3 separate regions of the Homo sapiens genome follow, and all the other regions are linked to region 1. A link is an interaction called in ENCODE POLR2A ChIA-PET data of the cell type or tissue named here. Cell type or tissue: Caco-2. All regions are shown on one strand.

Evidence for each region. Peaks named below come from ENCODE experiments on the same cell type or tissue, not always from the same donor. Only the 100,000 strongest peaks of a DNase experiment are listed, where the experiment ranks them.
Region 2: POLR2A ChIA-PET joins it to region 1 with 16 read pairs; 18 of 35 experiments call an interaction of 5 or more read pairs at or near these places.
Region 3: POLR2A ChIA-PET joins it to region 1 with 10 read pairs; 15 of 35 experiments call an interaction of 5 or more read pairs at or near these places.

Annotation. Positions count from the first base shown.
Region 1 is chr13:44,433,097-44,437,096 of GRCh38, reverse strand. TSC22D1 (TSC22 domain family member 1) reads left to right here. Exons shown (of 3, transcript NM_183422.4): 2 at 1,002-1,053; 3 at 2,214-4,000. The coding sequence ends at 2,471. Among named protein-coding and RNA genes, the nearest start is that of TUSC8, 29 kb to the right of the region's middle. RefSeq lists a silencer at 1,823-1,932 and an enhancer at 1,250-2,449. In Caco-2, no CTCF peak of the experiment used is centred here; DNase peaks (open chromatin) are centred at 206, 1,236 and 1,756; H3K4me3 peaks cover 2,683 bases.
Region 2 is chr13:44,355,471-44,359,470 of GRCh38, reverse strand. No RefSeq gene overlaps it. Among named protein-coding and RNA genes, the nearest start is that of SERP2, 16 kb to the left of the region's middle. In Caco-2, no CTCF peak of the experiment used is centred here; a DNase peak (open chromatin) is centred at 400.
Region 3 is chr13:44,378,306-44,382,305 of GRCh38, reverse strand. It overlaps SERP2 (stress associated endoplasmic reticulum protein family member 2), which reads right to left. Exons shown (of 3, transcript NM_001010897.3): 2 at 2,593-2,665. Among named protein-coding and RNA genes, the nearest start is that of SERP2, 6.5 kb to the right of the region's middle. In Caco-2, no CTCF peak of the experiment used is centred here; a DNase peak (open chromatin) is centred at 2,215.

The DNA of each region.
Region 1 (4,000 bases):
AGGCCGCCGTGGAAACCTCCGAACCCAGCACCCCACTCCCTCTGAGCACGGCCCGCGCCAGGCCAGCCCACCCCACGAGCGGGATCTGGAGAATGGGGGCGGAGGTGGGGGTGGGGGGAGGCGGGGAAGCAGGGAAGCGGGAGGACCTGGAAGGGAGTAGGGGGCGGTCCCAGTGGCGTGCCGGCCAATCGGCGCAGCTCTTTCCTGCATATATTTTGCACTAAGACTGGGAGTCCTGGTCTAGAGCTGAGTGGAGCCCGGCTGCGGATCTGGGAAGCGCCTCTTCACGGCACTGGGATCCGCATCTGCCTGGGATCATCAAGCCCTAGAAGCTGGGTTTCTTTAAATTAGGGCTGCCGTTTTCTGTTTCTCCCTGGGCTGCGGAAAGCCAGAAGATTTTATCTAGCTTATACAAGGCTGCTGGTGTTCCCTCTTTTTTTCCACGAGGGTGTTTTTGGCTGCAATTGCATGAAATCCCAATGGTGTAGACCAGTGGCGATGGATCTAGGAGTTTACCAACTGAGACATTTTTCAATTTCTTTCTTGTCATCCTTGCTGGGGACTGAAAACGCTTCTGTGAGACTTGATAATAGGTAAATGTCGGCTAAGATAGTTTCTTTAAATTTATTCGTGGGATACTTATAATAATACAGGTGAAAGATAGCCAGGCGAATTCCTTTGTCCATTGCTGAGAGATTATGGTGACATGGATGTTGTTTTTCGAAATGTTAAAAAACCTTATTTTTGCAAGTCTGGCCAGAGAACAGGCTTTCCCCACATTATGTAATTTAGTCCTTTGTGGCTTACTAAAATAGGGAGATGCCTGGATATTCGTTAGTAAGAGAGGGGCTGGCATTTTCTGGAGGGTGATACATTACATAGTGTTAAATAACATTCAAAATATGATGCTAGCAATATCACAAAATTGGGAGATCCTTTTTATCTTGGAAGCTTAAGATAAATTCCATTTATCGATGACCTTTTTCCCTCCTCTTTTTCAGCTCCTCTGGTGCAAGTGTGGTAGCTATTGACAACAAAATCGAGCAAGCTATGGTATGTACTGATGAAAAATCATTTATACTAAATGTGGGCACAGCACAAAAATAAGATGTTTTGTGGAACCAGTGCATCCCTAAGTTCAGATGATGATGATTGCTCTTGATGCGCGTAGAAATGCCGGCGCTGTCTCCATTCGGCCAGCGTGGAGCCACCTACCACGGCAGCCGTGGAGGGAGAAAGGGGCCCTGCGGGTATTAAATGGTCTTCTTCCCCGGACTGGTTTCACACGACGGGATTTTCTCACGGTGACCCTTTTTGCTGGGGATTTATTAGGGAAGCGCTGGCCAACTATCTCCTTCGGCTGGTCGTGAGCACACCTTTAGCGATGTGGCTTTACTAGGAATCCTAATATTTTACTAGGGAGCCGGGAGGTGGGGAGGGCCCCAGAAGTCGGGATCCTGGATAAGGGTCTTCTAGACGGTGCACAAACGGGTCCCCGGTGGCGCGGGCTCCTTCACAATGAAGAAGAATCAGAGAAAAAGTTTTGTTTTCTTAGCCTGCGCCTGGATTTCTCCTATTTTTTATTTCCGCCTTGGCCGTTCTTTGTTATTGGAGCAGCGCCTGTGGCTCTTCTCACGGGATTCTCTGCCCACTGTTGCTAGGCAAACTCTGAACCTTTAATTCGGAGCTATAAATAACTCGGGCTCCCATTGGCTGCGACGTCTGCCCAGGTTTCTGTGATGTCAGCTTAATCACGAAAAGAGGGGGGCGGGGTGGAGGGAAGAAAATGCGGCAACATGTTCGGTAGGAACTGGCTGCAGCCGGTGCTGAAGGAGGCGGCTCCGGGCGAGCGCGGGGCGGGGCCTGGGGGCGGGGACGCGGTGGGCGCGCTGTGGCTTGGACGTCCCCGCTGCTGGTCTCAGTCGGGGACCCAGCGCCCGGCTCTGGCCCAGTCTCAGGAAGCCTTACTTGGGCGTTTCTGGCCAACGTCTGCAGAGAAGCACAGACTTTTACAAAGCTTGATCATTTATACGTTAAACTCAAGTATTGTACAGTCATGTTTGTATTCAGATTTCCCCAAGTGTCATTGAACCAACTTTAAAGGTGGAATATGTAAATAGTTAGGGAGATCCATGTAAAATAATGTCTTGGAAACTCAAAAGAGTCCAGAAAATACCAAATAATGAGTTAAACCTTTTCTGTCTTCTTTCCAGGATCTAGTGAAAAGCCATTTGATGTATGCGGTCAGAGAAGAAGTGGAGGTCCTCAAAGAGCAAATCAAAGAACTAATAGAGAAAAATTCCCAGCTGGAGCAGGAGAACAATCTGCTGAAGACACTGGCCAGTCCTGAGCAGCTTGCCCAGTTTCAGGCCCAGCTGCAGACTGGCTCCCCCCCTGCCACCACCCAGCCACAGGGCACCACACAGCCCCCCGCCCAGCCAGCATCGCAGGGCTCAGGACCAACCGCATAGCTGCCTATGCCCCCGCAGAACTGGCTGCTGCGTGTGAACTGAACAGACGGAGAAGATGTGCTAGGGAGAATCTGCCTCCACAGTCACCCATTTCATTGCTCGCTGCGAAAGAGACGTGAGACTGACATATGCCATTATCTCTTTTCCAGTATTAAACACTCATATGCTTATGGCTTGGAGAAATTTCTTAGTTGGGTGAATTAAAGGTTAATCCGAGAATTAGCATGGATATACCGGGACCTCATGCAGCTTGGCAGATATCTGAGAAATGGTTTAATTCATGCTCAGGAGCTGTGTGCCTTTCCATCCCTTCCGGCTCCCTACCCCTCACTTCCAAGGGTTCTCTCTCCTGCTTGCGCTTAGTGTCCTACATGGGGTTGTGAAGCGATGGAGCTCCTCACTGGACTCGCCTCTCTCCTCTCCTCCCCCCAGGAGGAACTTGAAAGGAGGGTAAAAAGACTAAAATGAGGGGGAACAGAGTTCACTGTACAAATTTGACAACTGTCACCAAAATTCATAAAAAACAATAGTACTGTGCCTCTTTCTTCTCAAACAATGGATGACACAAAACTATGAGAGTGACAAAATGGTGACAGGTAGCTGGGACCTAGGCTATCTTACCATGAAGGTTGTTTTGCTTATTGTATATTTGTGTATGTAGTGTAACTATTTTGTACAATAGAGGACTGTAACTACTATTTAGGTTGTACAGATTGAAATTTAGTTGTTTCATTGGCTGTCTGAGGAGGTGTGGACTTTTATATATAGATCTACATAAAAACTGCTACATGACAAAAACCACACCTAAAGAAATTTTAAGAATTTGGCACAGTTACTCACTTTGTGTAATCTGAAATCTAGCTGCTGAATACGCTGAAGTAAATCCTTGTTCACTGAAGTCTTTCAATTGAGCTGGTTGAATACTTTGAAAAATGCTCAGTTCTAACTAATGAAATGGATTTCCCAGTAGGGGTTTCTGCATATCACCTGTATAGTAGTTATATGCATATGTTTCTGTGCATGTTCTCTACACAATTGTAAGGTGTCACTGTATTTAACTGTTGCACTTGTCAACTTTCAATAAAGCATATAAATGTTGATAAACAAGTGTTTTTCATATGACCCTGTTAACATAATGGCAGTCATTTCCACAACTGTTTCCAGGTAAAGTTAACAATTTGACTAGTAAAATCCTGAAGGGCAGTGGAATGATTGGAAAAGTAGGGGCGTGATTTGACTGCATGAAGTAAAAGGAAATTGACACATTGAGTTGTTCAGCAGGTAAGAGAAGAGACAGTGGAGGAGTCCAGCTCAATTCTAACTACTGTGTGACTTGGACAGGTTGCTTCACTCCTGGACGGATGTAGGGGTTTGAAAGAGATGATCTCTTACATTCCCCTTTGGCTTTAAAATTCTAGGAGTCCTTGAAAATCTTAATTTTTTACTGAACTGAGAGGAAGAAGGAGCCTTATTCTGTGTATAATTGGAATAAGCAGATCTAGGATCAAAAGACGGAAGTTGGAGAAGCT
Region 2 (4,000 bases), 78 kb after region 1:
GCACATGGCCTTGTCATTATCTTTCATATGTTGGAGGGTGAAAAGTAGGAGGGAGGGAAGGATTTGAATTCGTTTTCTCCCATCTTGGTCTAGAAAGGATCAAGGTAAATGTGCAGAGGCAGAAGTCCCAGGCTGAATTGTCAGAAAAGGCTTCAGGAGCCTTATAAATATTATGTATAAATAAACAGAAGAGCAAGAGCACAAAATGCTTCTCTTAATAGAATACTCAGGCCGCACCTGCCCTCCCGAAGGCTCTTCTGACAGTTCAGCTGGGACTTCTGCCTCTGCTGACATCCTGCTGCTCTCTTTTTGAGTTCTCCGGCTGAGACACACATTGCCCTGGAAAATGCTTATCTTTGTTTAAGGTCTAACTTACGCCTCAATAAGATTATAAATTCATCTAGAGCAAGAATCAGGTCTAATCAGCATTATCTTTGCACCTGCCCTTCAGCAAACATCAAACACCAAACCGAACTTAGTTCTGCCCACAGCAGGTGGTCAGTTATCATTTGACCAGATTGTTACTAGCAAGGAAAATATCTGTTTTAAGCTCTCTGGGATTTTTTTTTTCTTCTGAGTTTTCATTCGTTACTATCACCTCTTTTCCCCTCAACACTTGTGCAAATTCCTTCTTTTCCCTCCATGCTACCTAAAGCAGGAGCTCTTTAGCTTTTAGGGGCAGCTGAGGTAGAGCAGAAAAAACGCTGAATTTGGAACCAGAAGTCATGGGTTTGGGATCTGGAACTCTGTGACTTGGGAAGGCCTTGTTGTTCTATCTATAGAGATGAGTTAACAGTTTTCCCTCCATGGTGCTGCTGTGAGGATGAAGTGTGGAATAAGATGTCAAAGTGAGTTGTACTCTGTCATGATATGTAGGGAGGCACTAGGGTGGTTAGGGATGTGGCCTTGGGCACCAGCTTGCCTGGGTTTGGATCCAACTCAGCATTATTGCTGTGGCTGTGCCACAGACACTCTGGGTCTCAGATTCCTGATCCATTCAATGGGGATGTTAACAATACTCACCTCACAGGCTTGTTCTGAGATTTCAACAGTTAACATGTGTGTAGACTTACAGTAAGCACCATGTGAAATGACGATGATGATGCAATTATAAAGGGTTATTATTACAGGCTGCAGATAAATTCCAATTGTATCCCCGTTTTTATATTTTATCATCTTTTTTCCCCTCAGTCTGCAAGGTCCTTTTCTTCTTTTCTTCTTCTCTTCCCCTTCCTCTTCTCCTTCCTTCCTTCCTTCCTTCCTTCCTTCCTTCCTTCCTTCCTTCCTTCCTTCCTTTTTCTCTCCTCTCCTCTCCTCTTCTCTTTTCCTTTCCTTTCTTTCTCTCTCTTTCTTTCCAGGGTCTTGTTCTGTTACTCAGGCTGGGGTGCAGTGCTGCAATCACAGCTCATTACAGCCTTGAACTCCAGGGCTCAAGTGATCCTCCTGCTTCTGCCTCCGTAGTAGTAGCTGAGACTGTAGGCATGTTCTACCATGCCCAGCTAATTGATTTTTACTTTGTGTAGAGACAGGGTCTCCCTATGTTGCCCAGGCTTGCAAAGTGTTTCTACTGATATTTTACCATCATTTAAATCTCTATGTCTAAAATGGATCATATTATTGCAATCCAAGTTTCCCCCAAACCTTTTCTGCTGCTCAGCTCTACTACTGCCAGTGAGGGATGGTCCTCAGTTCTTAGTTGCCCATGTTTATCCCCACGTATTTATGCCCACAGTTATCCTTGACTCTCTTCTTCCTACCATCCTTCATGTCCAAGCCATCAATGGGGTGTGTGCTATTGCAAACATACTTATGCTTAGCCAAAAGGGATGGAGACAGTGTCTTTTGTGATAAGAAAATTACTATGAGACCAAGTCAGTGGGGGACACACTGGATTCAGTTCAAAAGCACTGACCACAGACTCAGTTGGAGATCCTTATTCTTGTTGTTTCCTCAGCTTTAGAAACAGCAACCAAGGCTTTGCTCCATGGATTGTGGATCACAACATTTCCTACTCTGAAAGCTTTGTCTTGACCTCCAGGTCTCAGTCAGGGTCCCTGAACAGGTACCAGATGTCTCCTTCATAGGATTAAATGTGGTATAGGATGTTAAAATGTATATATATATATTTTTTTTTTTGACAGGTTCTCACTCTGTCACACAGGCTGGAGTGCAGTGGCATGATCTCAGCTCACTGCAACCTCCACCTCCCAGGAACAAGTGGTCTTCTCACCTCAGCCTCTCGAGTAGCTGGGACTACTGGCACGTACCACTATGACTGGCTGATTTTTGTATTTTTTGTAGACAAGTTCTCACTATGTTGCCCAGGGTGGTCTTGAACTCCTAAGTTCAAGTGATCCACCCGCCTCAGCTTCCCAAAGTGCTGGGATCACAGGTATGAGCCACTGCTCCCAGCCAAAGTGTAATTTTACCTTTTTTTGTGTGATTTGATCAGTGTTGGCGTCTCCTTTGGGCTGTAAACTCCATAAGGATGGATACCTTACCAGCTTTTACTCACCATGTTATCCCCAGGACCAAGCAGAATAAAGAAAAATGGTATCAGTTGACTGAATATATAAAAACCAAAACACACTAATATTAATAAGATTAAAGAGCTACTCAACGTTTAGTCAGAATTCCAGACTTCTAAATCTTCAGTGCCCCCACCCCCTGCCCTTTTTTTTTTTTTTGAGATGGAGTCTTGCTCTGTTGCCCAGGCTGGAGTGCAGTGGTGTGATCTTGGCTCACTGCAAGCTCCACCTCCCGGGTTCACACCATTCTCCTGCCTCAGCCTTCTGAGCAGCTGGGACTATAGGCGCCCGCCACCACGCCTGGCTAATTTTTTGTGTTTTTAGTAGAGACGGGGTTTCACTGTGCTAGCCAGGATGGTCTCCATCTCCTGACCTCGTGATCCACCTGCCTTGGCCTCCCAAAGTGCTGGGATTACAAGAGTGAGCCACGGCACCCGGCCTTCAATCCCTGTTTTAAAGATAGAAGTTCAGATCAAATTAAACTCATATCAGAGTGGTTAAGGGTGTAGGTTTTGAGTTCAAATCCTGACTTTCTACTTATTAGCTAGGTGACTTAAGACAATTACTTGACTTCTCTAAATCTCAACTTCATCACTTGTAACACCAGTTTAATAATACTTAATCTCCTCAAGTAATGCATAACACTTGGTGAAAGTAGCAATTATTATTGACCAACTGTTTTGGCTGGAGGTTCCACAGGATACAAATTAATCCTCTCATGTCATTTCTGCATAAGAAAATAATGGATAAATGACTAGCAATGGGCCACAACTAGTTTGCTAAAGATATAAACCACTACTTTAAAGAGTTCTGGGAATCTCTCTTGGTTTGAAAATAAAAACACATTTGTGTTTTTGATTACATATATCCTAATACTATCTGAACTGTATTAAAAAAAAAAACCCTAGCACATGCTTAACTTGACACGTTTATGATCACATTTTCTCAGAGCAATTTCCATTGGATGTGTTGTTTCACAGATTGTGTTACTAGCGAGTTAGGCAAAATGGAAAATAAGATATCAAGTTGACATCTTGGATAGATGAAAATACAGATTAATGGGGCAGGGGAATTCACTCAGGGCTGTAAGGAAGTACACTGTAAGTTGAGCAGTAATTTCATTAGAATATGCCAGAAGATACAGGCAAATTGCCAGGCTGGGATATGACAAAAGTGAATACATTGGCTTTTACTGTCACAGCAGATTGTCAGATTTTTTTAAAGGAATGATTTTATGGGTCTATACATTGGAAGGAAAGAAAAAGAGAAATTCAGGGCTGTTGCTTATGAGATAGGTTGAAAGCGTGATCAGAAAAGCAAGATAAATAAAATATTTGGCATGCAAGCCCATAAGAGGACACAGATAAAATCTTTGTGTTTTTTTTCCTTGGTTGCTGTTAGAGCAAAACAAAACAAAACAAAACAAACAAACAAAAAAAGAATGAGAATTTGAACATCTGGGTTCTACTCCT
Region 3 (4,000 bases), 55 kb after region 1:
GCCACCAGGTCCGGCTAATTTTTTTGTATTTTTAGTAGAGACGGGGCTTCATCGTGTTAGCCAGGATGGTCTTATCTCCTGACCTCATGATCCGCCCGCCTCGGCCTCCCAAATGCTGGGATTACAGGCGTGAGCCACCGCGCCCAGCCTAAAATTTTAATAGAAGTAATCGTTCTTCTTTGAGAATAAAAAAAAAAGTCATAAAGTTTTATATTAGGTCTCAAAAAAGGTCAACTAGATATCTACAGTATGAGGAATATCTGGCTTTATCCATCCATCCATCCATCCATCCATCCATCCATCCATCCATCCATCCTAAGCACTAACTATGTGCTAAATACTAAACTAGGATCTACAAATTTAATGAAAAATAAACACTGTCTCCCCTGAGCTTATATCCTACTGGAGGGAAATGAACCTAAGTAAGTAAACTAAATAACTGCAACTGCTGATGAGGGTCATGAGTAAAATAAAATAATATGTGATGGAGACAGGAGAGACTTGGGATAAAGGGGTATGTAGATGTGTTTCCGGGGTTGCAGGAAGTTTATCTGAGGAAGAGCTGGGTGGCATCTGGCTGGCCATCAGCTAGACGTGAGTCAAGGATGTGCTGCAACTGTTAAAAAGTAACTGCAAGCCTGGGTCACATTAATAGAGGCAGAGTGGTGAGCAAAATCAAGGGCAGTGACAATCCTACTGCCTCTGTGGTGGTCACACTGCTTCTAGACCACCTTCTGCAGTTGCAAATGCTATACTTTTTTTTTGAGACGCAGTCTCGCTCAGTTGCCCAGGAAGGAGTACAGTGGCACGATCTCGGCTCACTGCAAGCTCCACCTCTGCAGTTCAAGTGATTCTCCTGCCTCAGCCTCCTGAGTAGCTGGGACTACAGGCGCGTGCCACCATGTCCAGCTCATTTTTTGTATTTTTAGTAGAGACAGGGTTTCACCATGTTGGCCAGGATGGTCTCGAACTCCAGACCTTGTGATCCTCCCCACCTCGGCCTCCCAAAGTGCTGGGATTACAGGCGTGAGCCACTGCGCCTGGCTTTTTTTTTTTTTTTTTTTTTTGAGACGGAGTTTCACTCTTGTTGCCCAGGCTGGAGTGCAATGGCGCGATCTCTGGCTCATGGCAACCTCTGCCTTCTGGGTTCAAGTGATTCTCCTGCCTCAGTCTCCCAAGTAGCTGGGATTACAGGCATGCGCTGCCAAATGCTACCCTTTAAGAAAGTCATTGAGCAGATCCAGAAGAGGAGTCTAGAAACCACATCTTATGAGGCAAGGTCGAGAGATTTAGGGAAGCTTAGTTTGCAGAAGGAGCCACCAGGCAGTCATCTTTAAAATATCTGATGATTCAAGGTGCTTAGAGGAGAACGAGTCCATTCTGTGTTACCCTAGGAGTTCAAATCTGAACAACTGAGAAGACAGCATAGTGTAATTCAAAACAGGAGAGACATTTCTAATAGAATTCCAGCAGACATGGAATAGGCTTTTTGAAGAAGTATTCAAATAGGGATTGGGTAAACAGCTGTTTAAAAGATGTCCTTAAAGATACTTCTTTGGGAATAGAGTAGAACTGTCTTTCTTTGAGTGTAAGATTTTCTCATCTTGGAATGCCAAATCATCTTTAAAATATTTGAGCCACAAGCAACAATAATGCCAAGTACTTTGGATCCTTCCTTCCTCCTAAGAGTTTTTGCTTCTTTGGAAGAGTGGTCTCTTGAAGATAAAAGGAACTGATCCATCTTAAATTTTTTTTTTAATTTTCATGATTTTAGGTTTGAATGCATGATTCATCTTTAGTCATGGGCTTCTCTTGTCATTGGGGCAGAGGCTGTCTTGCTGGGAGGCCTAAGCCTGAGCAGGAAGATGTGGACCTTCTGCCTCCCTGCCCTCAGTAACAGTGAGATGCTGGAGGGTGGGAATCCCTCAAGGCATGCTGTGTAGTTAGAAGAAGTGACCTCCACTCACAAGGATTTCTGAGACCCAACATATGGGGATCAGGAACCATGTCAAGGCTAGTTCAGCATGTAACTAGAAACAATGGCACGATGCTTCTGCTCATCTTCCCTGCATTTGTGTGTATGTGTGTATCTGCATGTGTGTAAGTAAAGCTCTCAACTTGCCACCTTACAGTATCAGGTGACCCATACCTTAAGGCTTGGGTCAAAGGCTCAGTTGTATCTAGGAAGTTGTATCTAGGAGCTCTGCAGAACTTTCTCATAAGGCATAAGGCCTCTCCCTTTCTCGGAATGTGGATTTATCACAGGCACACAGGTGTTTCACCTTCTGTTCTAATGCCCTTTTAAGGCTATGTCTGCACAAAAAGACTTTACTGAACTCTACAGTGTATACAGCCACTTTAACTACTCAGTGTAATCATTTTATGATTAGGATTTGATAGTGTATTAATTGTGTCTCTACCTATATTTGGAATAGAAACTAAATCAAAACCCATTAAGATTAAGGCTTAAGGCAGTGATAAACTTGAATCCCATACCAGTATGTTTTTCATCTATTTGCTTTGTGAAGAAAACGTGTGTTTTTCAAAGGCCAGTGGAGAACATGGGATATAAGTTCAGTGAAACACCCATACCTGAGCCACAGACAACAAAAACAAACAGTGCCAACAGCCATGGTCCCACAGGATATTTCTCCTCTTGCGGCCTCTAAAAGGGAATGGGAAAAAGTAAGATTAGGTTCATTGACTCAATAAACAATTATTTGAGTATCACTAGGCATTGTGCTAGGTGCTGGGGATTCTACTGCGAATGAGACAGACTTGGTTTCAATCCCTCAGTGGACAGATATAGATGAATGAAGTCCATTAAAAGGATTGAGACAGGTTTGTAAAAATTCATCCATAACCTTATTAACATCCCTGTAACTCAGTGAACTTGGTGGTCTTAAATATTCTGGGGACAGATATGGTATGAATACATAAACCAATATGGCGATTTAGGAACCAAAATGATATTAATAATAACTTTCCATCTGCTGAGTAATGCTCTGTGCCAGGCACTACACTAGGCAGTCTGCATTCATTATTTCTGGCAAGTATTATTATTTCCATTTTGGAGTTGAGAAACTGAGGCTCAAAGTTTGTTAACTTGAGCAAGAGCTGGGATTCAAATTTAGGTCTGCCTCATTATAAAGCCTGAGTATTTTCCATTAACAGATTCAATATTTAGTTTTTGCATCTGTGAATTCCAAGCAGGATCAGAGAGCACAGACATTTTCTGAAAACCTTTTACATAACCCCAAATTAGGAAGTCAGTACAGTGGAAATCCTTGCAACAACAGAAGCACCACAGCAATTGTGAATGGTTATGAGTGAAGCAGCATTTTGTAATAAAGCTCCTAAGCCTTAATAAAGCTTGCACTTGGGAGAAGTCTCTGAATTCTCTGGGAAGCAGAAGGGGACTGTCAAAACTGCATGAATGAAGCCCTACAGACCTCCTGCTTTTTCAAACCAAAAGCACAGACATAATAAGATCTTCCCTCCACAACACCTCCAGGTCTATGTGCAGGTAGGGCTTGGTCCTTAAACCCAAATCAGTCAGAACAACAAATATTTTCTGAGAGATGCATCAGAAAAGAAGTGAATTTCTCAAATAGAATGGGAGAGTGAAAAAAAAAACAACAACAAAGAACTCACTAATTATTTTCTGATTAGCTTGAAAAATAGGCTGCATTCAACACACGTTAAAGAATTCACATGCAAAACACACAAAGAAAAACGTGTTGGTAGAGTGGAATGTTCACAAGTATTGATTTGTGGTTGATCTCATAAAACCCAATTCCAGATTTCAATTAAATGTTGTTGACATTTAAACATTGTATTCAACATTGTAAAATATGGGCTAAAAGGTATGTTCATATCCATACAAATACCACAGCTTGACATTCAGACTGAAGGTATGTAATAGTGTTTCAAAAAAAACGAGTGGTGCTATCATCAAGGATGTAAGTTTTTGAAATGTTGAACAAGTTTTAGTAATGTT